3 separate regions of the Mus musculus genome follow, and regions 2 and 3 are each linked to region 1. The links are chromatin loops, found by intact Hi-C in ENCODE. Cell type or tissue: left cerebral cortex. All regions are shown on one strand.

Evidence for each region. A loop is a pair of places that touch in the nucleus more often than their neighbours do. Peaks named below come from ENCODE experiments on the same cell type or tissue, not always from the same donor. Only the 100,000 strongest peaks of a DNase experiment are listed, where the experiment ranks them.
Region 2: it touches region 1 in a loop (3-fold over the local background); 4 of 42 quality-filtered maps call a loop at or near these places.
Region 3: a loop joins it to region 1, with 5 times the contacts of the local background. A loop is called at or near these places in 8 of 42 quality-filtered maps.

The regions. Positions count from the first base shown.
Region 1 is chr9:35,537,655-35,545,654 of GRCm38, forward strand. It overlaps Ddx25 (DEAD box helicase 25), which reads right to left. Exons shown (of 12, transcript NM_013932.4): 11 at 5,944-6,132; 12 at 4,194-4,405. The coding sequence ends at 4,344. Among named protein-coding and RNA genes, the nearest start is that of Ddx25, 17 kb to the right of the region's middle. In left cerebral cortex, a CTCF peak has its summit at 4,018 (motif pointing left); DNase peaks (open chromatin) are centred at 867 and 4,007.
Region 2 is chr9:35,207,972-35,215,971 of GRCm38, forward strand. It overlaps Foxred1 (FAD-dependent oxidoreductase domain containing 1), which reads right to left and starts at 3,084. Exons shown (of 11, transcript NM_001291448.1): 1 at 2,836-3,084; 2 at 1,974-2,194; 3 at 1,445-1,558; 4 at 1,067-1,185; 5 at 1-15. The coding sequence starts at 2,920. It overlaps Srpr (signal recognition particle receptor ('docking protein')), which reads left to right and starts at 3,232. Exons shown (of 14, transcript NM_026130.1): 1 at 3,232-3,434; 2 at 4,021-4,104; 3 at 4,377-4,540; 4 at 4,749-4,909; 5 at 5,159-5,315; 6 at 5,412-5,565; 7 at 5,776-5,864; 8 at 5,966-6,084; 9 at 6,216-6,302; 10 at 6,589-6,761; 11 at 6,847-7,060; 12 at 7,496-7,659; 13 at 7,744-7,842; 14 at 7,967-8,000. The coding sequence starts at 3,318. In left cerebral cortex, no CTCF peak of the experiment used is centred here; a DNase peak (open chromatin) is centred at 3,097; H3K4me3 peaks cover 2,213 bases; H3K27ac peaks cover 1,356 bases.
Region 3 is chr9:35,035,684-35,043,683 of GRCm38, forward strand. Kirrel3 (kirre like nephrin family adhesion molecule 3) reads left to right here. Exons shown (of 17, transcript NM_001190911.1): 17 at 1-624. Among named protein-coding and RNA genes, the nearest start is that of Gm51705, 15 kb to the right of the region's middle. In left cerebral cortex, a CTCF peak has its summit at 2,191 (motif pointing right); a DNase peak (open chromatin) is centred at 3,463.

The DNA of each region.
Region 1 (8,000 bases):
TTGGGTTGCCATTAAGAGAGTCTCGCTGGAGCTCATCTTCCTTATAGTATTATAGCTTTCTGCTTGTTTCTAACTTCCCCAGAAGTGGAAGGCTGAACGCTCGTCAGTGTGGGCTGTGCAGTTGTTGAGCTGGGCCCTGGGGCCTTCTGTGGGGGCAGCTAGACAATTATTCTCACCAAGCTCCAGGACACTTCATGTGCACTTCCTGTTATTTTACTAGAAGTGTGCTAAATTCTGTCTGAAGCAGAAGCTGGACATTAAAAATGGAGAATGGGCACATGCCTTAATCTAACTCAGCAGGCAGAGGCAGATGGATCTTTGTGAGTTTGGGGGCCAGCCTGCTCTAAATAGCAAGTTCCAGACCAGCTAGTGCTGTACAATGAGAGCCTGTCGTCTCAACAATAACACTCCTGCAGGGTGCGGCTATGGTTAGGGGCCAGGAGACGGCTCATTAGCAAAGGCACATGCCACCAAGCTTGATAGCCTGAGTTCCATGTCAGAACCAACACGGTGATAGGAGAGAACCAACTACTAAATGGTCCTCTGACCTCCACGTGTGTGTTGTGGCATGCATGTGGCCCCTCCCACACCAATGTAGAAAATGTAGCTGAAACTGTGAATGATGCTTCAGTCTCACTTATATTATAAACAGTTTGCAAAGCGACAGGAGAAATCAGAACAGTGTCTAGAGATAATGGGCCAGGCAATGCTATATGAAGAGGCCAGGGTATGGCTCAGCTGACCAGGGATGCCCACAAATAAGAAGGCAGAATCTGGATGAAAACATTGCCCCAGGAAGTGAGGGGCAGGAGGAGAGGGGGAGGCAGCCAGCAGACAGGCACAAGGGGGTGGAGCAATATATAATTCTCCCAGTGTGGATTTTAAAAGCTAGTATTCCTCTAAGCATATATATATAGCTAGGCTATCTTTCACGGGTTGTGGAGCAAAATGGCACAGGTCGTACCTATTCCCGATTATTCCCTGGAAGTGGCTGAGGGCCGGAGCGGTCAGGATTGAAGAGAACAGAACCTTCTGTAGCTTCCTTGAAAGACTGATAAGACACCCAGTGCTAGCTCTGTGAGGCCCACTGAGATTAGTATGCATGACTGACTGGTTAATGGTGCCAGACAGAAGAAGGTCCAGGCCCAGCCTCAGAGGCCCTAGGTCTGGACTTGTATTTCTGTTTCCAGCCCAACAGCCTGGGTTCTTTTTCTAATCTAGGTACCTGCATGAACCAAGAAGCCCGGGAACCAGATGCAGGTTTGATACAGCCTGTACTTTCCCCGTGTCTTGTAAGGGACTGCTCACTTCCCCACTCCCAACCCACTCCCATAATCCTCTAAGACTATGCTTTCCCTCATCACTTATATGTGCAGACTGCCAGTGGCTTTCGTGGTGACCAAGCTCCACTGAGGAGGATCAGCACTTTCTCTAAATACAATAACGCCCCTCGCTGTCAGACATCCTACCAGACCACTGGCCACTCTTTTGCCTTTCCAATTATTAATAGCTGCCTTAGATCCTGCACCTAACATCACAGCAGCATGGCTCGGGCAAGGTGATTACTCATGGCTCCCCAGCAAATCACAACCCTGCCACATGTAATCACCGACTTCTCTAGGCTAACAGTACTGAGCCGGCCAATATAAACCTCCTGGATTTGGTTTAGTCTCCGGTGCCAAGGACTACACAGCTGATGAAGCTCTGAAACCATCTGGCTATTTCTCGCTTCTCCGTTTATTCCTTTCTTCCAGTTAGCACTCAGAGAGATGACCCCGGCCATGCCATTGTAGAGATGTGAAAACTGCTTACAGTTTTGAACAGGGAGCTGCTCCAGCAAAAGTCTCTGCATTGTTGACTCACCAAACCGTGACAGCAGTTCAATACCGCTGTGACCTTGTTGCCTCCTAGGTGGTGAGACAAGGGGATGGGAGGAGAGGGACAAAGGGCAAGACAGAAGACTGTCTAGTGTTTGCAGGTGGAGCTTACCAAAGATTTGTGGCTATGGGGACCCGCTCAGGCCTTACCAGAGATCTACACTGCAATTAGTGTATATGTGGGGTGGATACAGGATACACCAAGGCTGAGCTGGGTAGGATGAAGAACTCCTTTCTCAAATCGGGAGACAAAAATACCTTATTATGTCTCTCATGCTTATCATATGTATTACTATTGGGGTTCAAACCAGGATAAATGCTACTGAATGAGGAGACAGCAAAAGAAGAAAATATTTTCTTCTTAGGAAAGTAAATACTCATGGATTTGCTATCGTGGGTACCATCTTGCATGAGGTACGGAGTACACAGGAATGGCACTTTCTAATCATAGGGAAGAAAGCAGGTGCAGTGGAAACAGTGGAGCAGAGATTCCCCCAGTGACAGCTCCACTGGCAAACTGACTCTGAGAATCTGACCCCACATCTTGTTAGGCAGTGCTCTTTCTACCCATCGCTCTGCCAGCACTTTCTGCTCTCTACCTACGTACTTCTGGATCCTATCCTCAGCATCTGGCTTTGTGTACCCAGGACAAGGGACTGGTAGGTTTTCCTAGGTTCTCTTGGTAATTCCCGGGACGAGCTGGTCTAGAACATTGCCTAAGGGGACCCGAATCAGGAGACTGCCATGTTGCTAAGTATGTCCCACCCCTTTATAGGTGACCTGGTCGAGCCTATCTACAGCTGGCCTAGAGGCCATTAGGGACCCAAAGTGTGACATCAGATACATGTTCTTCCCATTTAACTTTCTGGATGCTGCCCTACACTGGGTCTCTGCCATTACATTCCCCTTTCCGTGCTGGTTAGCACAAGGATGTATGATACATACCTAGTGTTGCCCGAGGAGCCGGCAACCTAGGGATTAACTTGGGCACAGTGATATCCAAGTGGACCATCACAGCAGGGTGGCAGTAACTCACCGGAGGTACCACTGGCAGCCTGGGGGTATGGCAGGGCTGTAGGTTTCTGGCACACGTGAATTGGCTTTGTGTGAATCTAGCCATTCACCCCATGTTTTCAAGCTCATGATTTAATTTCTAAGTAGCAAACATGGAACCTAAAAACATTTCTTGCTCCTAGAAATATATCCATGGAAGATCTAAAATTTTCCTTGAAACAAACTTTTAAAAAATTTTTTTGGGGACAGGTCTTGCTGTGTTGACTATGCTAGCCTCAGACTTGTGAAACTCTGCCTGACTGGGCTTACTAAATGCTGGGATTACAGGTATGCATCACCATGCCCTGCTACAGTGAGATTTTTATAAACAAACTTTTGACTCCCTGACATGTTACTTCTGGGCTTATTTTGGTTGTGCTTAATTTTTTGGTAGATTCGTGTAAAGCATACACGTGTGTGGGTGTACATGTATGTGTGAGTGTGCATGCCTGCCAGTACATGCATGTGCAGGTGTGCAGATGCTGTGGGGATGTGGAGGGCAGAGGCCGATGGTACCACTCACTACCTTGTTTCCTGGGACAGTGTGTCTCACTGAACCTGGAGCTTGCCCTATCGGATACACTGACTTGTCCTGAGAGCTCCCCGGATCTATGTCTCTGGCTCCCAGCTCTGGACAGTCCTGTTCTACTAGGTCTGGCCTTTCCATGAGTGCTGGGGATGTGAACTCAGACACTCATGCTCACACAGCCACTGGGCCGTCTCCCCAGGTCCCGCCTTGTTGTTTTCAAAGACTTCATTGCTCACTTTTTGTAAATATCTAGAATAAAGCCACATTTTTAAAGTCCATGAGATAACATGACAGAATAGATCTTTTCTAATCTGAAGATAGTAGCAAGCAGGAGAAGAAAATACTTATAAGTTCTAGATGTCACCTGGAATATTAAAAGACAAAATGTTCTCTCCAGAAGTTTTAAAGTATTCTTTCGTCTGAGAGCATGGGGGTGGGAATGGGGAAATGAATATGCAGAGAGGGCACTCTGTGAGTGAGGCCTGAAAATGGATAGCTTTTCTAGCCTGCCAGCTTAAATTCTAAAAATTGATGGCGTTCTACTGCCCCCTCGTGGCCAGGTTCATGACTAGGCATGGTCTACACAGCGTATAGACTAAACAGAAAGCCCTGTGAGCAAGTCGCCCAGGGAACATCACATGGTTACCTCTAAACAGGCTAGAAGGAATCTTGCACTCTCATTTAAAAGGATCTCATGCTAGGAATCAGCTTAGTTTCAAAGAGCCCTCAGGTCTCGGGTGAAGAGAGTCATGGCATTTATTTTTTATCTGTGACAGTTTCACCTTGACAGAGTCTCAACATAGAAAATTATCTTCAAACTCTGCTGAAACATTCTCACGTAAACTAGCCCACAAACAACGAAGGCCTCTCTTCTCTCTCTCTCTTCAATATTCGATCTTCTCAATCTCATCCATGTCTTCTGGGTCAAGCTGCTTAATATTGCTATCTGAAAGAATGAAAGAGAAAGGGACCAGGGTTATCCCAGGTGGTTCATTCTGGCCAGTGATAAGTTTCTGCAGAGACTGACACCTTTGAAAATACACGTTCTTAAGCAGAGTGCAGTGGTGCACGTCTTTAATCCCAGCACGGAGGAGGCAGAGGCAGGTGGATCTCTGTGAGTTTCTCAGAGGTGTGATCTCTGTGAGTTTCTCTGAGGTGTGATCTCTGTGAGTTTCTCAGAGGTGTGATCTCTGTGAGTTTCTCAGAGGTGTGATCTCTGTGAGTTTCTCAGAGGTGTGATCTCTGTGAGTTTCTCAGAGGTGTGATCTCTGGTCTACACAGAGCGCGTTCCAGGACAGCCTGGGCTACACAGAGAAACCCCATCTAAGAGAAAAAAAAGAAGAAGAAGAAGAAGAAGAAGAAGAAGAAGAAGAAGAAGAAGAGCTCCTGAGAATTTTGTATAGAAAGCCAAAGATAAGTAAGGGATTCTTGCCAAATAGCTGACCCACACACATGCAAACAGCATCAAGTGGACTGGGTCCAGCATGCACATACCTAAACACCTTGTGCAAAAGACGGGCTCAGTGAGAAAAGCTGCGGAGGACCAAGCCTGTTCACTGTACTTACTTCCCAAGAGCTTCGCACAGCAGCGGAGGACCAAGCCTGCTCACTGTTCTTATTCTGAAGAGCTTGGCACAGCAGCAGTGGCCCTCATGGGTGCTTCTCATCCCACCACCCAGGTGGCTTAAGATGGGGAGCCTAGGCAACTCTTTGAAGGGTCAGCGGAATATGCAGCAGTCAGCCTGAAACCTTTACAAATTCCGATCCAAATGTTCTGTGAGTTCCCTTCCTGGGGAGCATATCCACTGGTTCCAACAGAGTTCCATCCAAGAAGATGGTGCTGATGCCTCTTTGCCATGCTCCCCGCCTACATCTGTGCTCTCTTGGGCTTGGGGTAACTTTTTGTTCTGTTTTCTTTCAATGCAGAGTCTCACTATGTAGCTCTGCCTGTCTTTGAACTCACAGAGATCCTCCTGCCTCCGCCTCTTGAGTGCCCTTACTTAAAGCATGTGCCATTACACTTGGCTTTTGAAAGTATGCACAGGGGAGGAGGCAGAGTTTTTGGGTGGTGAAAATCTTAAGGTTCCCACGTGTGGATTCTGCCAGTTTGGGGCCCCAAACTAGCTGAGCCTGCTTCTTTAGGTGTGGGGCTGGAAAGGGGTTGCAGAGCTCACAAGTCAGGCCTGTCCTGTCTGAGAGGGTGAACAAAAGAGGAAGTTGGGACACAATAAATCCTACTTTGTGGTACCACTCACTCTATAGCGTAAAATTCTACAGACAGCAGAATGAGCTTCTGTGAATTCTACTTGACACGGACCTTCTACGTAACAAGCATAAAGGAATTACATAATCGCTTGGCCTATGTTATGACTTGGATCCTATGAATTAGAAGCTTTCCCTCATGGCTTCTGCGTCACACAACCCCTCAGTGTCCACACAGACCCTGAGCTCCTCCTACTGGGAATGGGAACACCTGCTACTTACTGAAGTGGTCTTGTATTTTCATAAGCAGGGGCAGCTTATCCACTTCAATCATGTTGAAGGCGAGACCTTTTTTCCCAAAGCGTCCCGTCCGCCCTATACGGTGGAGGTAGGTCTCATAGTCTGGCTCTTCTGATTGGTTTACAGGGAGGTCAAAGTTCACGACGATGGTGACCTGCTTCACATCAATCCCTAGGGGGGAAAGACACCGTAATGTCTTACAATGTCTCCTTCAGGACAAATCCACCAAGAACTGTATTTGCCAAAGGAATTCTTGCTTGTAGAAAAAAACTGGAAATCAAAACTGGTTTTATGTCATAAAATATGTCAGTTTGCTTACACACCGTGATGTCTGTGATGCTGCTAAGACTGTTAATAAAGGCTAATTCTGCAGAAGTCTAAATAGGTACAAAGCATGTATATGTTTAAGTGAGTGGGGACGGAGGACAGAAAAGGGGGCCCTCACCAAGCCTACAGGGCCAAGCTCTTCCCTACGTCAGTGGGGCTCAGCCATAGGTCCAGGGTCTTCTTACCCATTTCAGGGTGTAGCTCCACTCCCTCCCATGGCTATGTTTTCTCATCAGGTCTTTTATTTTTTAAATCTCTTGCATCAACCGTTACAACTTCTGGAATGTCTTTGCCTCTATCTCTTCCCCCACTCCTCTAAATGTCTCACGGGATGGTCACCACAGCTCAGAGCCTAGGTTCCTCAAGGCCTCAGACCACCTCTGGGCTCACTTCTTCATGTTCGTTACCAGGGCTCGTCACTTTCCTACCAACTGAACTTCTCCCCTGGCTAGTGATGTGGCCCAGTGGTCAAGTGCCCACCTAGCAAGCACAAGGCCCTGGGTTTGACCCCCAGCATAAATCAAAACCAAACCAACCAAACCCCCAACAAAACAACAGCAGCAGCAGCAGCAGCAACAACAACAACAACACCCTGAACTGTTTTCCTCCCTTCAATACCTTTCCACCTGGTGCCGCCTAGGAGACCTCTTTGCTCTCTGGGCTGTCCGTCCCCACACTGATGGCTGCCCACAGAATGATCTTGCCCTCTTTATGCTGAGCCTTAGCCCCATCCCTTTCACTCTAGGGCCTGAGGTTGTTCTGTCCAGAAAGGAAACCATAAAACTTTATATAGCCATTCACATTTAAATTAGTCAAGTAAAAAAAATTCAGTTCCTCAGCCATTCTATGGCTGTTTCAAATGGTCAAGAGCTGATACGGTTAACAGCCACCATCTGGACTGCACAGAGTCCCTTTGGATAGCTCAGGCAAGAAGTTCAGCCAAGGGTCATGGGCTTCACCCTTTTTCAGGCAGGCTATGCTTCCAAAAGTCAAAGGCTGAACCTACTGTGAATACAGCAGCCCTTCGTTCTGCTTGTTAAACTCCCAGTGACCTAGAGAACATGGTTTGAGTATAGGGTCCAAGCAAGGATGTAGGAAGGATGAAGAGACAGCCAGTCCCCTCTCTCCATCCACACACTCCCCATCTCACAGCTGTAGATTTAAAACTTGAATCTTCGAGATACACCTGTGATACTAATAATGTTGATGTTATTCATGAACTGCAAATTAAAACCACGTGGAGATACTATACATGTCCATCTGAATGGATGAAATAAGGAACCGACACGCTTAGTGAGTGACAGGGACATGGGACAACAGCTATGGGAGAGCACAGGGGCTGAGACATAGTCAAGGGCTGTGCAGTTTCTTAGAAGGCTGTCCCAGTGCTGGGTATTTACCCAAGAGAAAAGAAAGCATGCGGACACGGGGCCCGCACGTGTGTTTCTTGTATGCATGCATTCAGAGTTAGCCACGAGTGGCAAGCAACTCCAACAGTCACCTGGTAAATGACTGAACTATCAATGGGATGCTATTTTCAATAAAAAGGAACAAACTACTGTTCTGCATAGCACACAAAGCTGGAGGAATTCAGCAGCATCATATCAGGTGAAGAAGTCAGATACAAAGGCTATATACACTGTCTGCTTCAATTTAGGTGCAGCCTGGAAGAGACAAAAGCACACCCTGAAATCTCGTCTGCAGTTGCCAGG
Region 2 (8,000 bases), 330 kb before region 1:
TTGGCTCCTTCCTGCCTAAGAGAAATGTGTGCATCTCAGTTAATGTGTTAGGGAGAATATTCTGAGGGGAGAAACATGGACCCTGACTCCAGGAGAGGACGTCCAGTTCACTCAGTTCTGTCTGTCCCAAATGCCCCATTTCTCTTGACTGCTGGATGTGAAGGCTCATTTTTCCTTTTCTACATTCCTCTCTCCCTTCAGTACTCTCAACTCCTTGCCCTACTCTATCTCCTTTCACAAGATGGTGGGGAACCACGCACCACTGCCTCCTGTAAAACACTTTCTTCTCTGCTGCCTAGCACAACCTTGTCCCTCAGAATGAGTGTCTCCTCTAGAACACTAACTGGCCAGGGAATCAGAGTGCCAAGAAACACTCCTATGAGCCAGTGTCTAGTTTAAACTGAGGCTCAATGCCAGCTTTACTAGATCTTGTCCCAGTTTCCCCACATGTAAAATGGGATGTTCTGATTAAATTAATTAATGAGTTAGCATCCGCAGACATTTATCTGGTTTCACTAGTGAGATTCACAGCATATCAGAAGAGAGCCTGTGCATACCATATCACAAAGATGTTCAACCCTTAATTGATGTGAAGCTCAATGTGCTAAGGCCAACCTGCTGCCTACTTTTATTTGTGGACCACACTCAATTATTTCTATGTTTTTTGTCTGTGGCTACTTTTGTGCTATAATGGCAGAGCAGAAAAGTTGAAACAGAGACAAAATGACAAGAAAACCTAAAATATTTACTGTCTGGCCCTTTATAGAATTTGCTGATCCCTAAATTAGGATTCTTGTTAGAAGCCCAGTACCCTGGCCACTCCCTAGAGATTCTGGTTTGTTAGGTTTGGGAGTATCTTACATGGGTGCTAAGTGTCCACGACTGGGCGATAGTCCTCGTCATGGGGCCTTGAAGGTTAAATAGGCCCATTTTTCCTGATAATAAGAGCTACTAATGAGGAGATTCTTATGACTTGACCTTCAGCTTCCCGATTTCTAACTTGGTATAAGAGCTCAGTGAAGTATGTGAAGCCAAGAAGCAGCTCAGGGCAGTGCTGGGCACCCACCTTTGCATTTTCACATTGTTTTCCAAGGTGGCAGCATCCTTTTCTGAAGCTAGCAAGAGACAGCCGGAAGGGTTGAACTGAAGTTCCACAGGAGGAGCATCCACCACAGCCAGGTACTCCTGAGTGCAAAGAAAAAGAGCTGCTCTCCAAGGAGGCTGACAAAAGGGAACCTCCCTGGCCTCACCACAGCTCCAGGAGCAGTGGCCCAGATCAGGACAAACCCTTCTCTAGGCACCAACACTGGAAGACAGTCAAGGATCCCAATATCTTGTTGCCTCAAACACACTCTTCTCCTTGGTTCCCCTTACCAGCTAGGCTACTGATCTCTGGGCTAAAGAAGGGACTCCCACCCCAGCCTTCAAATCTTACTGTACATACATTTATGTTCCGGAGAAAGTTGATTGAAAAGAGTGAGAGCTGGACATTCTCAGGCACGGAAAACTGCTGCCAAATCCCGCCCACAGAAGGCCCTGTGGAGGAAGCCCGTGAATACTGTGAAAAGAAAAACCGACGTAGACTGTCATGATGTAATATATAATGGAATCCTGCAATGGAAGCTGTCAGTTATACATTTAAATGCAAAGGGGAATCATTTTTCAAGGAGCAAGTATGGGTAAATGTTCTGGAGCACGTGTAATCGGAGCACTTGGGAGGCACAGAATGGAAAATGCTGAGTTCAGGGCCAGCTTCAGCCATATATTGAAACCCCATCTCCAAAGAGATTAAACAACAGTAGCAAAGTCTCTTCCCCTTCCCCAACAAAACAATGTTATTGCTGCGGGTCTTTGTTGAGGGAGGAAGAGCCTGGAACTATTTCTTAAGCTCCAAAGTCCAAAGCACAGTCCCTGCCCTCAATGCCACAGTCTGTGTCCTCAATAAGATGACTGCCCTTACTCCCTGACCTCACCGTGTGGTCCTGCTCCACCACCAGCACCCGAATGGCACCTCTTCTACTCTCCAGCTTCTTCAGCCAAAAGGCCACAGACAGACCAAGAATCCCACCTCCTATGATGACCACATCCGCCTGTTCTGGGGGCAGGTGGCTGGTGTCATACAGCACTTCATATTTCTTTCCAGGCAGGATGGAATCAACCTTCTTCTTAAAGTCAGACACCTTTGCATCCCAGTCTGCAGGACATAGTTACAGTTAGATGACTTATGTTCTTTTCTGCGTGGTTGGGGGTTGGAGGATGGGTACAGGAAAAGGGGGGCTGAAATAGGCATTTGGATTGCCACACCTCCAATGTCATCCTTTCTCATAAGATCAACTCATATGCAGCAGTATTGTTAGAACTTTGTTGTTTGGTCTTTGTCCCACCAGGCCCCAATATCATGGATCTCTAACACTGGAAGATTCAACTTCCTGAAATTACTTTCTGTTTCCCCATCAAGCGAGATGTGACTCACATTATTTAGCTCTTGCAGATCTCTCTCCCTCCTGAACCCCATTCTCAGATATGCCAGGCCCAGGGAACGAGTCCCTAGTATACTTCATACTGCACAGCCTTCTAAAGCCGGGCACCTTTGTAATGGTTTCTTATCCTTATCCATCATCGCCAGCAAGCTTCCATTTATATGGCATTGTCCACTGGGAAGTGCCTCCTTGAGAGCCATACACTTGCCTCGGCTCTTTGACCTTTAGTAGGCAAGCCTACCCCTTCCCCCAGCTAACTCGCTGTCCCGCCCGCACGAGGCAGGGGGTCGAACCTTGAAGGTCACATCTATGGAGGGTTTGGGCTCCCCAGAACCACTGCTGCCCTCAGCTTTACCCAGAGTAAAGCCTCCTTTGCGTGTGCGTAGCCCCCGGTATGGGAGGCCCGGGCCCAAGCCAAGACGCAGCGCTCTGCGAAACATGGCCTTAGAGCCCGGCTTCTTTCAGCTTGAGGTGGGTTCCCCTCAAGCCGACTCTGTCCTTCCTGTCATCGGTCCGCGCCACGGGGAATAGACACGAACGCGCCGATTAGCCGGCAGTGCTCTTCAGGCTCCACCCCTCCACGCTATAGGGGAGCTATCGCCTCTGGAGTCCCGCCCCTGTGTGCTATTGGTCAGGCTTGAGTCTACGTCATCTCGCGCGCCCTGAGCGGGAAAGGGGCGGGACCACGGAGGCTCGTAGCGGAAGTGCGGCTGAACCGGTTTCCGGGGGCTGCTGGTGTGACGTGTCCCGCGCTTGGCGCAGCAGGAAGCGGCGGCGGCGGACGCGGCCCGAGTTCCCGGCCCCGGTCTCGGCCTCAAGTCTTCTCCCGCTTCCGTCATGCTTGACTTCTTCACCATCTTCTCGAAGGGCGGGCTTGTGCTCTGGTGTTTCCAGGGCGTGAGCGACTCGTGCACCGGGCCCGTCAACGCGTTGATTCGTTCCGTACTGCTGCAGGTACCACCCCCGCGGGGCAGAACTCCGGGCTGTCGTCCCTCAGACCCAGACTGTGGTCCCCTTTCCAGTAGTCACTCCGCACTTTCCGTTCTGATCTCCTCAAACTGGTCGGTTACCGGCCACCCAGGATCGACTTCCTTGCCTGGATCACAGTATCCCGAAACTTTGCGACGCCCCCCACTCCTCCCGTTTCCGGGGCTCTAGCCACGTTCTGGCGTCCTAATGGACTCGAACTCCCTCTCCACTCATCCGAGCAGCGTGGTTTTCTGCTGTTTTGACGTTGGGTGAAACTGTGGATGCGAGAACACCTTTCAGGAACAGTAGATGGTTCACAGCTGCTAGAAGATCTGATTGTTTATATATGACTGTTTACTTCCTGGCTCCCACGTGTCCTGTCTCCTGTCCCAGCTTTACCCCTTGTCCTTACCTGGTGTCTGTCTGTCTGTCTTTTTTTCTCACGGGGTGCTAGAAATGTCCCAGAACTCCCTTGTTGAGGGCAGGATTATATCTGGTTATTTCCCAAACGTAGTCCAAAGTCTGGTTTTGCTGTGGATGTAGCCTGACTGCTGAAACGCTCTTTTTCCAGGAACGGGGCGGTAACAACTCTTTCACTCATGAGGCTCTCACACTCAAGTATAAACTGGACAACCAGTTTGAGCTGGTGTTTGTGGTAAGTGGGGGTATGTTAGAAAGACAAGTTATGTTCTCAACAGCATCCCCACTGATGAACCTAATTAATTGTGGGTATTGTGTATGTGATAAAGTGATAGAAAAAAGTTAGGAATGTGGAGGGGAGAAAGCAAGCGACTTCTGGGTAAGATTGTAAGCTTGGCTCTCCCGGGGCAGGAAACCTATCTCTGGAGGCTTGGGTTGAGTTGGCTTCCTTCCATTCTGGGCTGGCATGTAAGGAGATCTATTGGCTCCGTCTCCTTCCATAAACAGGTTGGCTTTCAGAAGATCCTCACGCTGACCTATGTAGACAAGTTGATAGATGATGTGCACCGACTGTTCCGGGATAAGTATCGCACAGAGATCCAACAACAGAGTGCTTTAAGTCTATTGAATGGCACATTTGATTTCCAAAATGACTTCCTGCGGCTCCTTCGGTGAGAGGCTTTCCTCCGTTCAAAGGGAAAATTTTCATGATTTAAGAGTGCCTGCCTGTCGGTGGCGCATCAATATTTACATGGGTTCAAACCAGTCACATTTTGTAGCTTGTTTCTTATAGTCCTTTTGATATGTGGGATCTTTTTCTTAAGTCAGAGTTGTCCTCTTGTATGGGTAGAAAGACCAACTAGTCTCTTTTCTCTTTAGTGAAGCAGAGGAGAGCAGTAAGATCCGTGCTCCCACTACCATGAAGAAATTTGAAGATTCTGAAAAAGCTAAGAAACCTGTGAGGTCCATGATTGAAACACGGGGGGAAAAGACCAAGGAAAAAGCAAAAAACAACAAAAAAAGGGGGGCCAAAAAGGAAGGTGTGTTTGAGTTTCCTGACCCTGCTAGGGCATACAAGATGTTAGCATAGTATTATAAAACTCTGTGGTACTCTTTGACATTGCTAGCCTCCTTTAACTTAATGCTCACCACCCTATCACTCCCTTGAGGCATTGTAGTCTCCAAGGTGTTTGGTCCAAGTTGCTCTTTAGGATTTGGAAGAACTGTAGTTATTACCTGGGTGGTTGGGATTTATGTTTCTTTTCCTCCAGTGAGGTTTCTTTTAACAGGTTCTGATGGCACTTTGGCTACTAGCAAAACAGCCCCTGCAGAAAAGTCAGGTCTCTCAGCGGGACCTGAGAATGGAGAACTTTCCAAAGAGGAGCTGATCCGTAGGAAGAGAGAGGAGTTCATTCAGAAGCATGGCAAGGGTCTGGACAAATCCAGGTCAGCACTGTTACCCTGTCTCTGGTGACTGTTACCCAGCTGTGCTGGGGCCAGGGGACTCTCCTCTCATGTTCCTTCCTATGTCATCCTTTGCAGTAAATCTACAAAGTCAGATACTCCAAAGGAGAAGGGCAAAAAAGCACCCCGGGTGTGGGAACTAGGTGGCTGTGCTAACAAGGAAGTCTTGGATTACAGTACTCCCACCACCAATGGAACTCCAGAGGCAGCCCTTTCTGAAGATATCAACTTGGTAAGATGCATAAAGGTCAGAGTGAAGATCACCATTGGCCAGAAATTGGGAAGGAAACATCTGGAGGGTATATCTGGATTTGAGAGAGGAATGAACTATATGTGGGTTTTTCTAAGGTCTCAAATAATGTTGCCAGGGTATATCCTGGGCTCTTCCCCTCAGCTGTTAGTGTTCTTGATCACACCTCTTTTCTTTGCCTGTGTTCTCTAGATTCGAGGAACTGGGCCTGGGGGACAGCTTCAAGATCTGGATTGCAGCAGCTCAGATGATGAAGGGGCCACTCAAAATACCAAGCCTAGGTAGAAGGATTTCAGGTGGGAGGTGGTGTGGATGCAGAATTGATGACCCATACCTCCTGCCTGCTGGCCTAACGCATACTTGTGATCTTCTGTAATTGTAGTGCTACCAAGGGAACTCTGGGTGGCATGTTTGGGATGCTGAAGGGTCTGGTGGGTTCCAAGAGCTTGAGTCGAGAAGACATGGAATCTGTGCTAGACAAGATGCGTGATCATCTCATTGGTGAGTCTGGAGGACTGGCTTGACTGACGGACTATGACATAGTTCATTAGGAATAGAACCATTTTCTAAGCTGTGCTCTTGAGACCCGATCATTGTTAGCTCGGAACTCACAGCTGTCCTTCTCTTCTCAGCTAAGAATGTGGCTGCTGACATTGCTGTCCAGCTCTGTGAATCTGTTGCCAACAAATTAGAAGGGAAAGTGATGGGGACATTTAGCAGTAAGTATCTCCACAAGTCACAAAGTGCTCGTGCGTCTCAGAGGTGATGCAGTCAGACAGCTTTGGTATGTGCCTTTTGGCACACATGTTTGAGTTCCCAAACTTCTATGATAGAACAGCCTTTAGGACCTAACAGGACAGTTAATTGAGATAATAAAGTAATAGAACAGTGTGATCTGAATTCTGAGGGAAAACCTACTATGGTCTTAACTCCATTAGTTCAGAAAGATGTTGGGTATCAAGTATATTTGACTTTATGATTGAATCCATCCATCCCCCTTTTAAGCTGTGACTTCAACAGTCAAGCAAGCTCTCCAGGAATCTCTAGTACAGATCCTACAGCCACAGCGTCGTGTAGACATGCTCCGGGATATCATGGATGCCCAACGTCGCCAGCGCCCTTATGTTGTTACCTTCTGTGGTGTTAATGGAGTAGGGAAGTCTACCAATCTTGCCAAGGTCAGCTCAGTTCCACAGCCTGCTTTTCCACCCTGTGCTTTCGAATCCTGGGTCTAGGTGACAGTTTTCTTTAACTTTTTTGCAGATTTCCTTTTGGCTTTTAGAGAATGGCTTTAGTGTCCTCATTGCTGCCTGTGATACATTTCGGGCTGGGGCTGTTGAGCAGCTTCGTACACACACCCGGCGCCTGACTGCCCTCCATCCCCCCGAGAAGCATGGTGGCCGTACGATGGTGCAGTTGTTTGAAAAAGGCTATGGCAAGGACGCTGCTGGCATTGCCATGGAAGCCATTGCCTTTGGTACAGTGTGGGGACCAAGGGGGCTTGTGTCCTTGTCCTGGGAATTTGCACAGACTAAGGCTATTACTAGAGAAGTCAGGGTAAATTACTTGTGTGGGTGGTTTTGGGTAGTAATGTGTGTAAAGGAAAGCTGGTGTATCCTAACTGTAAACCTGAATGTGGTCTTTTTCCTACTTCTTTCCTTTCCCTGAATGGTTTTGGTGGTGGCCAAGAATAGGACAGGTTTTTCCTTACGTTACCTTGTAACCAAATCCAGAGTCTGGGCAAGTAAACAGGATAGGCTTTTCAAATAACCCACACTTGGACATCTTAGGAAGCTGGCAGTGAGCATGGGTGACAGTTGGGTGACTTTTCACATAGCAGTGTAGGAAGTCTTGAGAAGTTGGTAGTGTGAGTGAGTTACTTGCTTGGAGTTGACTGCTTTTCTCTTTCTAGCACGTAACCAAGGCTTTGATGTGGTGCTGGTAGACACTGCTGGCCGCATGCAAGACAATGCCCCTCTGATGACTGCCCTGGCCAAACTCATTACTGTCAATACACCTGACTTGGTGCTGTTTGTAGGGGAGGCCTTAGTAGGCAACGAAGCTGTGGATCAACTGGTGAGAGGGTTTGGGCCCAGTTCCCTTTAGAACTTAAACTTTGGCAAATTAGATGGGTTCTTATGTTACCTTTTCACTTTCTAGGTCAAGTTCAACAGAGCCTTGGCTGACCATTCTATGGCTCAGACACCTCGGCTCATTGATGGCATTGTTCTTACCAAATTTGACACCATTGATGACAAGGTAAAAGTGGATGACTGGATAATGAGACTGGGAAGGAGGAATGGCTGACTTTAAAGGAAATGGAGGCGTTGAGTGAAAACAGGGCTTGAGTTGATTGATTGGCCATCCATTTTCTCTTCTTCAGGTGGGAGCTGCTATCTCTATGACATACATCACAA
Region 3 (8,000 bases), 500 kb before region 1:
AGCACTGAGCTGCTCCGGAGACCCCAGCCTCCCCACTGTGCATAGCCTATACCGCAGAGGCTGGGGCCTGAGAAATGGCCCTGACCAAAGGAGCATCTGCCTGGGAGTCCGCCCCCACTTTGTTTGGTGTTTGTGTCTGTATTCTTGCAGTTCTGTTCTTGGACTTGATACCTCTGCGCTTGGTGGTGGGACTGGCCTATCAGAGTCTAGTGTCCTCAGAGCTGAGGAAGGGAAAGAGGGAAAATGTGAACTCCTGGAGAACAACTGGCCCAACACACCCTGTGCCAGGCTGTGCAGTTCAGAGCCCTCACCGTCATCCTCACCCCCTGCCCCGTGTTCTCCCTTCCTTCCCACAGCACAATCGAGCTAATCCGAGGAGTGTGAGAACTCCTCTTGTCAGGGTTTTTTGAACAGTTACTGAAGCGTGCTTCCTGGGAGATGTGGGTTTGAGGGGGTGCTGAAATCTAGGCTGGAGGATGAGACAGACTCTTTCAGCTGATGACCACAAGGAACAATGATCCATTCTCCAGTAGATAGGACTCTGTGTGCAAGAGGGACAGTTTTCTTCACCTCTTTCCCATCACTCCCCACTTAAGAATAAACGTTAGGGCCATTACCCCCAACAAACCTGTTCTGTGCTTTTGTTTCTGCACATGCCACAGGAAGACCTCAAGAGTCCAAGTACATTGTGGGAGCTCAGACAATGTTTTTAGTTGATTGGTTGGAAGGGGGCTTTTTGTTATTGTTGTGTTATGTTTTGTTTGCTTTACTTCAGTTCTCCCCAGGGAGGGAAGGTCATTGTAGGGGCTGGTTGTGGTCATTATAGAATCTACAAGTTAACACTCTGTTTGTGGATTACATTAGAGGGGGAAAAAACCAGGTTTCACCAAACACCAACTTTAATTCTTGACAAATGTAGCTAAGTCAATACCATGACTTTGGACACTGGCCAGATCCTTCTAGCCTTTACAAGAAGCAGGCCCTCTTGAAAGACTATAGATCACCACCAATACTCAACACTCAAGTATAGGACTCAAAAAGAAAAAAAGACCCAGAGTATACTCACTTAGGTAGAAAACTAAACATCACAAAAAGAAAGAGAGAGATAAAGAGAAAGGAAAGGAAAAAAGAAAAGAAAAAGAAAAAGGAAGGAAGGAAGGAAGGAAGGAAGGAAGGAAGGAAGGAAGGAAGAAAAGAAAGACACAAGCTTAATGGGCTGGAGAGATGACTCAATGGTTAAGAGCTCTGACTGCTTTCCCAAAGGTCCTGAGTTCAAATCCCAGCAAACACATGATTTGTAACGAGATCTGACGCCTCTTCTGGTACATCTGGAGACAGCTACAGTGTACTTAGATAAAATAATAAATAAAATAAATAGAGAGGGAGAGAGAGAGAGAAAGCTAAACATCATCATAGTGGACAGGATAGATGAATTAGTGTTTTAGTACAGGGAGTGGGGTTCAGATGGAACTCTCAAGAACCCAAATTGTTCCTAAGGATGGGAGAACCTCATCAGCTGGGGGTTCTTACCCACCATGAGATTCCTCATCATCAAATTTGTACTTATCCATACTCTGTTTCCTTGGGTGATCTTAACCTTAGATCGTACACCTAGCCTTTACAGCTACTCCACCCAGAGTAACTTTCTGCTTCAATTATATTTCTTAATGTTTCAAAACTACCTCTGTTCCCTTGATATCATCCTCTGCTGTCCCCAAGATGGAAAGATAAGAAACCCATCAGAAATGAAACTTCGTACTCAGACCCTGCGTCCTGCTGCTGGTACCATTCTGGCTTGTCACAGACTCTGGGATTGCTGAACCCTACCCTCTCTAGGTTCATCTCAACAGGAATTCCCTCTTCTCGTATGCATTCAGCCTTTGCCAATGGGGAGCAAAGACCCAGGACTGCATGTTAACTGCATTAATGTGTCAGGATAAGGGAGAAATGACTAAAGAGGATCGACCCATTACGTTCCCCTGATCTTCCACTTGGACATGGTGGAGTAAGCTACTTCCTAATCCTAACCACAGTACTCTCCTCTAGACCCTTTTCTCTTCTTCTGCTTCTTCTCCTCCTCCTCTTCTTCCTCTTCCACCTCCTCCTCTTCTTCTCTCTCCCCTTCTCTTCTCTCCTTCTCCCCTCTAAAATGCACACTTATAACACATATACTGAACTTTTTAAAATTTATGAGTACACTGTAGCTGTCTTCAGACACACCAGAAGAGGGCATCAGATCCCATTACAGATGGTTATGAGCCACCATGTGGTTGCTAGGAATTGAACTCAGGACCTCTGGAAGAGCAAGTAGCCAGTGCTCTTAACCTCTGAGCCAGCTCTCTAGCCCAATATATACTGAATTTATAGGGTAGAAGTATCCATTATTTTCTGGAATCAGGGACTATGACACAATAACCAGAACAGGAAAGAAAACTGTCCCCTGGAACAAAATTAGCCTATCACCCTCCAGGGCCTTGACATGTTCCAAGGGGGAAGAAAAATGTAGACAATCACAAACTACAAAGAGACAGCACCAAGCTGACCCCAATCAGACTAGGCTGTGCAATGACCAACTCTCCCATGCACAGACACAGCAAGAATTGCAGAAGAAACAAGTCACCCAGTGTTTGTAAGAAAGTAGAACGTGGACAGGAAAACATGCTGTGGGCTGGACAATTTCTGTACTCAAAGCTCCCTCCGCTTTGAGTTTGGGGTGGGGTGGGCTCTGGAACATTAAGAAGGAGCCCAAATGTGTTCATCTCTCAGTTTTCTCCAGCCTTGCTGACTCTCACAAGAAGTGGAGGTAGAAAAACGATAGTAAAGAGAAGTGGGGGAAGGGAGGGGGAACCCTGTGTTATGAAATGAGTGCTCTATAGTTACATTATACTGAATCTTACAGTTTGATGAAGCACCTTCCTTTCTTCTTTTTTTATTTTTTGGTTTTGGCTTGTTTGTACTTGTTCGTTTATTCTCAAGACAGGGTTTCTCTATGTAGCCCTGGCTGTCCTGGAATTTGCTCTGTAGACCAGGATAGCCTCGAACTCACTGAGATTCACCTGTCTCTACCTCCCGAGTTCTGGGAGTAAAGGTGTGAGCCACCACCACCCAGCCACATCCTCACGTGGAAATGAGGCTTAAAGAAGCCAAAAGATTTGCTCAAGACCACAGAGATCATAAAAGCAACAGTAAGATTTGGACACACTTAACTGCAGTGTGCGATGTCTCCACGCTGCAGTACAAGCACAAAGCCACTTTCTCCAGAGTGCTGGTGGAAGCGGCTAACAGTAATGGCCACGTGCTACTCAAGGGCAGGCTGGACAAGGACAAGCCACAACTCCCTCAAGGAGGCTGGCCTTCAGCCTCCACCTTAAGTCCCTGGATGACCTGGAAAGACCACAAATTCCCTGAGAAACAAAGCCATTCTGTGTATCACCCCCTACTCAGGCCAGGATCCAGTTTTCTGATATCTGGGACTTCATTATTGGCTCACACAGTCACTGGACAAGAGCCCAGTTTCTAATTCTCAGGCTTGCTATCAGTCTGCAAAGGCCAGGGTTATTTCCACCGCCCTTCAACTGCCTCCGAATAGGAAGTGCTCTCGAATGAAGAGCTAAGCTGCCACACCAAATTTGCTTCTGAGAAGCCTGCTGATACAAGTCATTATAAAGCACCCATTATAAAGAAACCGCCTTTGAGTTTCAGGAGCGCTAAGGATTCAAGGAAATGAAGTAAACAGCCTGATGCAGACAGACCTGGTGTTGTCCTTGGATGGTTTCTCAGAACAGAGTGGAGCTAACAGGAAATTCATCCCTCACTTCCTGGTTGGGGAGGAAAATATGCTGCTATGGTATTTGCTATTATGAAGCAGGAAGTGAAGCAGAGGGTTCACATCCAGCAGATTGATTAGAACTTCCCAGGAATGTGTGGTTTGTGTGATGTGTCCGTCAAGGGGAAAAAAGAGGAAAGGACGTGCTGCCCTTAGACTCCGCTCTACAAACTTTCCCCATAAGACAATTTTTTTTCTGAATTAAAAAAAATTTAATTCAAATATAAATTGTTTAAAGGGCCTGTAAGTTTGTCTATCAGAGGAAAAACATTTAGGCATAAACTAATGAAAAGGCTCTAAAAATATCAAATTTCCTTCCTCTATACAAAGGTCTTTTGAAAGCACTTTTTTTAAAATTTGAAATCCGCCTGCCTCTGCCTCTGCCTCTGCCTCTGCCTCTGCCTCTGCCGAGTGCTGGAATTAAAGGTGTGTGTCACCACTCCTGACTTTAAAAGCATCTTATCTGAATTGGTTTTAGAAGCTCCAAGTGCACACCAGCATCGGCCATTCTAGCATCAAAACCTGCAGCAATCTCTGGAAGTCACTGATAAACAGCTCTCTTTGAATAAAGAGGGCTCCAGTCCTCTGTTCCCTTTCTCGTGTTTCAGACTTCCTGGCCAAGTCACAAACAGGGAAAGGAGACAATGTCAAGTTGCCCTTCTTTCTATAGCTACGGATTGCCTTCCTGGTGAGGGGGTGTTTGATGCTGGATCCCCAATTCTCTCCCTCCATCATTGTGGCTCTTCCTTGAGCCACCTCCCCTTGTGTCTGATCTGGGTCTTGAACATGCACTGAAAGTTTTCATCACGAGCCCTGCTGTTTTAATCCTTCTGCAGCTTTTCCTGAAAGGCCTTTTGTGAAGGATGAGGGTACATTAACTCAGGGGCAAGGTGCTTGCCTAGCTTGTGCAAAGCCCTGGGTCTGATCCTCAAAACTTCAAAACAAACAATAAAATAAATCACCTTTTGTGAACATACATCATTCACAGGATACATTTTGGATTTTATATACACATTAGGTGCCCCTTACTCCATGGGGAATTAGATGTCATGCTTGGCTTGTGGTTCCCACTGAGCTAGCCAGTCCTGGCTGTATGAGTTGCTTCTGACAGGATCTGCCTGCCACTCCAGGTTCCCAGTGCTCTTCTTCAGGACAGTCAAGCCACCCACAGGGAAGGGGCATCCTGATCAAGATGGTCACTTGACCTCCCTGATTGGGGAATACCAAACAAACACAAGTCTCTCTTTCTGCTGTTCCTTAACCTTATGACCCTTGGCAATATATTGGAATATACCAAGGACATTTGAAGGTTGTTCTTTTATCAAGGTGGTGGTGGTGCTAGTGGTGTGTGTGTGTGAAGAATTAACACCCAAAGGGGTTAGAAAATTCAGTCCGGAAGCCATGACTTCACTGGGAGAATGTGAGTCCTGTGAAATCTATCTTTACTATGCAAGAGGAAAATACTAGTCCATCTAGGAAGTTGGATTTAGGAGGGCAATCATCTCCCAAGAGGATACCAAGGGGACTGACTTAAAGATACCTGCTTCACCACTTTTGCACAGAAATTTGAGGATCAGGGAAGGCTTTGTTGCCAGGGCACTAAGAAATTGAATTCTTGACACTAAATGGGCACTGAACTTTGGAGGAAAGACTGAAAGGGGGCAAATATAGACAAAGCAGTGTGGGTGAGAGCTGCAGCGGGGTTTCCAAGTAACTTAATTAAAAAGGTTCTCTGGCTCTCCTATCACGCAGGGGCTCCATTGGCATGGCGAAGCCACAGAGAAAGGAGAAACACAGCTTTCCATGCCATCAGCTACCCCTGAGACTCACCTCAGGCAGAGAAAAACTCACATTAAAGCAAGTGACGTGTTAAAGTGCATGGTAGCTGCCAAGAGTGTTCTAGGAAGGATCAGAATCATAGATGGTACTGGAAGAGCCCAGTCTAATACCTGCACCTGGAGAGGCGGTCTCCAGGCCTCCTCTCACTCTCTCTGCCCAGCCCCATCCTCCTCGTCCTTCCTAGAGAGGAGGAATGAATGCCTCGGTATGCTTTAGTCTCTTCGCTCTCCCCAGGAATCTGATATGAACAAGCAATAACACCTGCTTCCCAGAGTTCAAGTTTCCCTAACCCCTCTGCCAAGCACTTGTAACTAGCTCAGCTGCTCTTCCCGATGTCCTTCCAAGTGAAGCAGCTGAGGCTTCCAAGGCATCTGGGCTCCTCCCAAATTTGCCACTGACTGAGTCTCAAGGTCATTTCCCTACCTTCCTTTTTCCCTTTGTCTTTTCAAAACAGAGTCTCATGTAACTCAGACTTGACTTCAATCTGGCTCCGTACCCCAGGATAACCTCTCTGGCTACCATTTCCTGAGTACTGGGACTGCAGGTGTGGATGACCACACTCTATGTGGTATCTTGAATCTAACCCAGAGCTTTGTGTGTGCTAAGCAAGCACACTACCAATTGTGTTACACCACAACACACACACACACACACACACACACACACACAATCTACCTTATTTCTTTTTGAGTTGTTTTATTTTTCAGACAGGGTCTCCCTTTGCTGATCTGCCCTGGAACTGCTATGTATACTAGGCTGGCCTTGAACTCAGAGATCTATCTACTTCTGCCTCTGGAATGCTGGGATTAAAAATGTATACATCATCACGTCTTGTCAGCTTATTTCTCAGGCAAAGAAGTCCAAAGATCCTAATTGTATGGCATGAGGACAGGGCCACTCCAAGGTATGGTTGAGGGGAAGGTTTTTATTGCCGATAAGTTTGCAATACAGCTAGAGAGAGAGCAGGGAGAGAAAGTTAGACTCAACAAGGCCGGCAGTATGGATCAAGGGGATGGAGAGAGAATGAGAGGAGAGGAAGATAAGAGAGAGCATAGAGTGGAGGCCGAAGACAGAGCAGGGACGGGGGGGGGGTTGGGGGGAAGGAGGGAGGGAGGAAGAGAGAGAGAGAGAGAGAGAGAGAGAGAGAGAGAGAGCACCAAGATAGAAATAAAAAGTTGGTGGAAGGGAGGGTCTTGATCTGGAGAAGTTTAGGGTAGGGGGCAGGGTAGCAAGGGCTGAGAAGAGACACAGGTACTGAGGAAGCCTCAAGGCTTGCATGCTACACATACTTTAGTGTGCTAATAGGCACCACAGAGATTCATTTGTCCGTACTTTCTTATGGAGCTGACACTGAGCGAGGTTTTTGTTTTATTTTTGTTTTTTTGATAAAGAATGGGACAGGATAAAGTAGATGAAGCTCTCTCTCTCTCTCTCTCTCTCTCTCTCTTTCTCGTGCGCACGTGACACACACACACCCCCCCGAGTTCTTTGATTTATAATAGTGTTATATCCTGATCCACTTCTTTGCTCATGATAAATAGTATATGTAAAAGTAGTGTAGTGACACAATTTGTAACCCTAGCACTGAAGAAACAGGAGGGTTGCCATGAGCCCAAGATCAGCCTGGGTTCCATAGTGAGTACCAGAGCTAGCTTAGGATACACAGCAAGGACCTACCTCAAGGTGTGTGTGTGTGTGTGTGTGTGTGTGTGTGTGCGCGCGCAATATTACACCTAACCACAGTAGAGCCCAGAGGAGAGCAGTGTGGGGTTCCCACCATGACCACATGAATGGCTAGGTGCTGTGGGGCACTGCCTCTGCCAAGCATCAAGGGACTACTGTTTTATATATCATTAGCTGGATGCATCTTGATTTCATAATGGACTCCTCATTAGTTGAGGGCCACACACACACACACACACACACACACACACACACACCTCAGACTTTTAATTTGGAAGGCAGACCTAATTTCCTAGAGCCAGAGCTTGTACAGAACCAAGATAATTTTGAACCACCAAATCACTTTCTGTAGCTACAATTAAGGTTGCAACAACAACAGAAGGCTCAGAGGAGCGCACATCAACTATGCAGTTGTGCTTCTCAGTCGTGTTTAGGAAGCTACTGTCACATACCACATACCACTAAAACAGTGACATCACTTTCCAAACGTTTCCAAGAATCCCTAGCAGTGTGGTACTGTAACTTGAAAACCACTGGTAGCAAGGAATTGCACTTGGCTCACAGGTTATGCAAAACCTACATCTGACTGCCACAGCCCTCTGCTAGGCTTGTGGGTGTGATTCAAGATAGACTTGCCTCCCCGTGTTGGGTT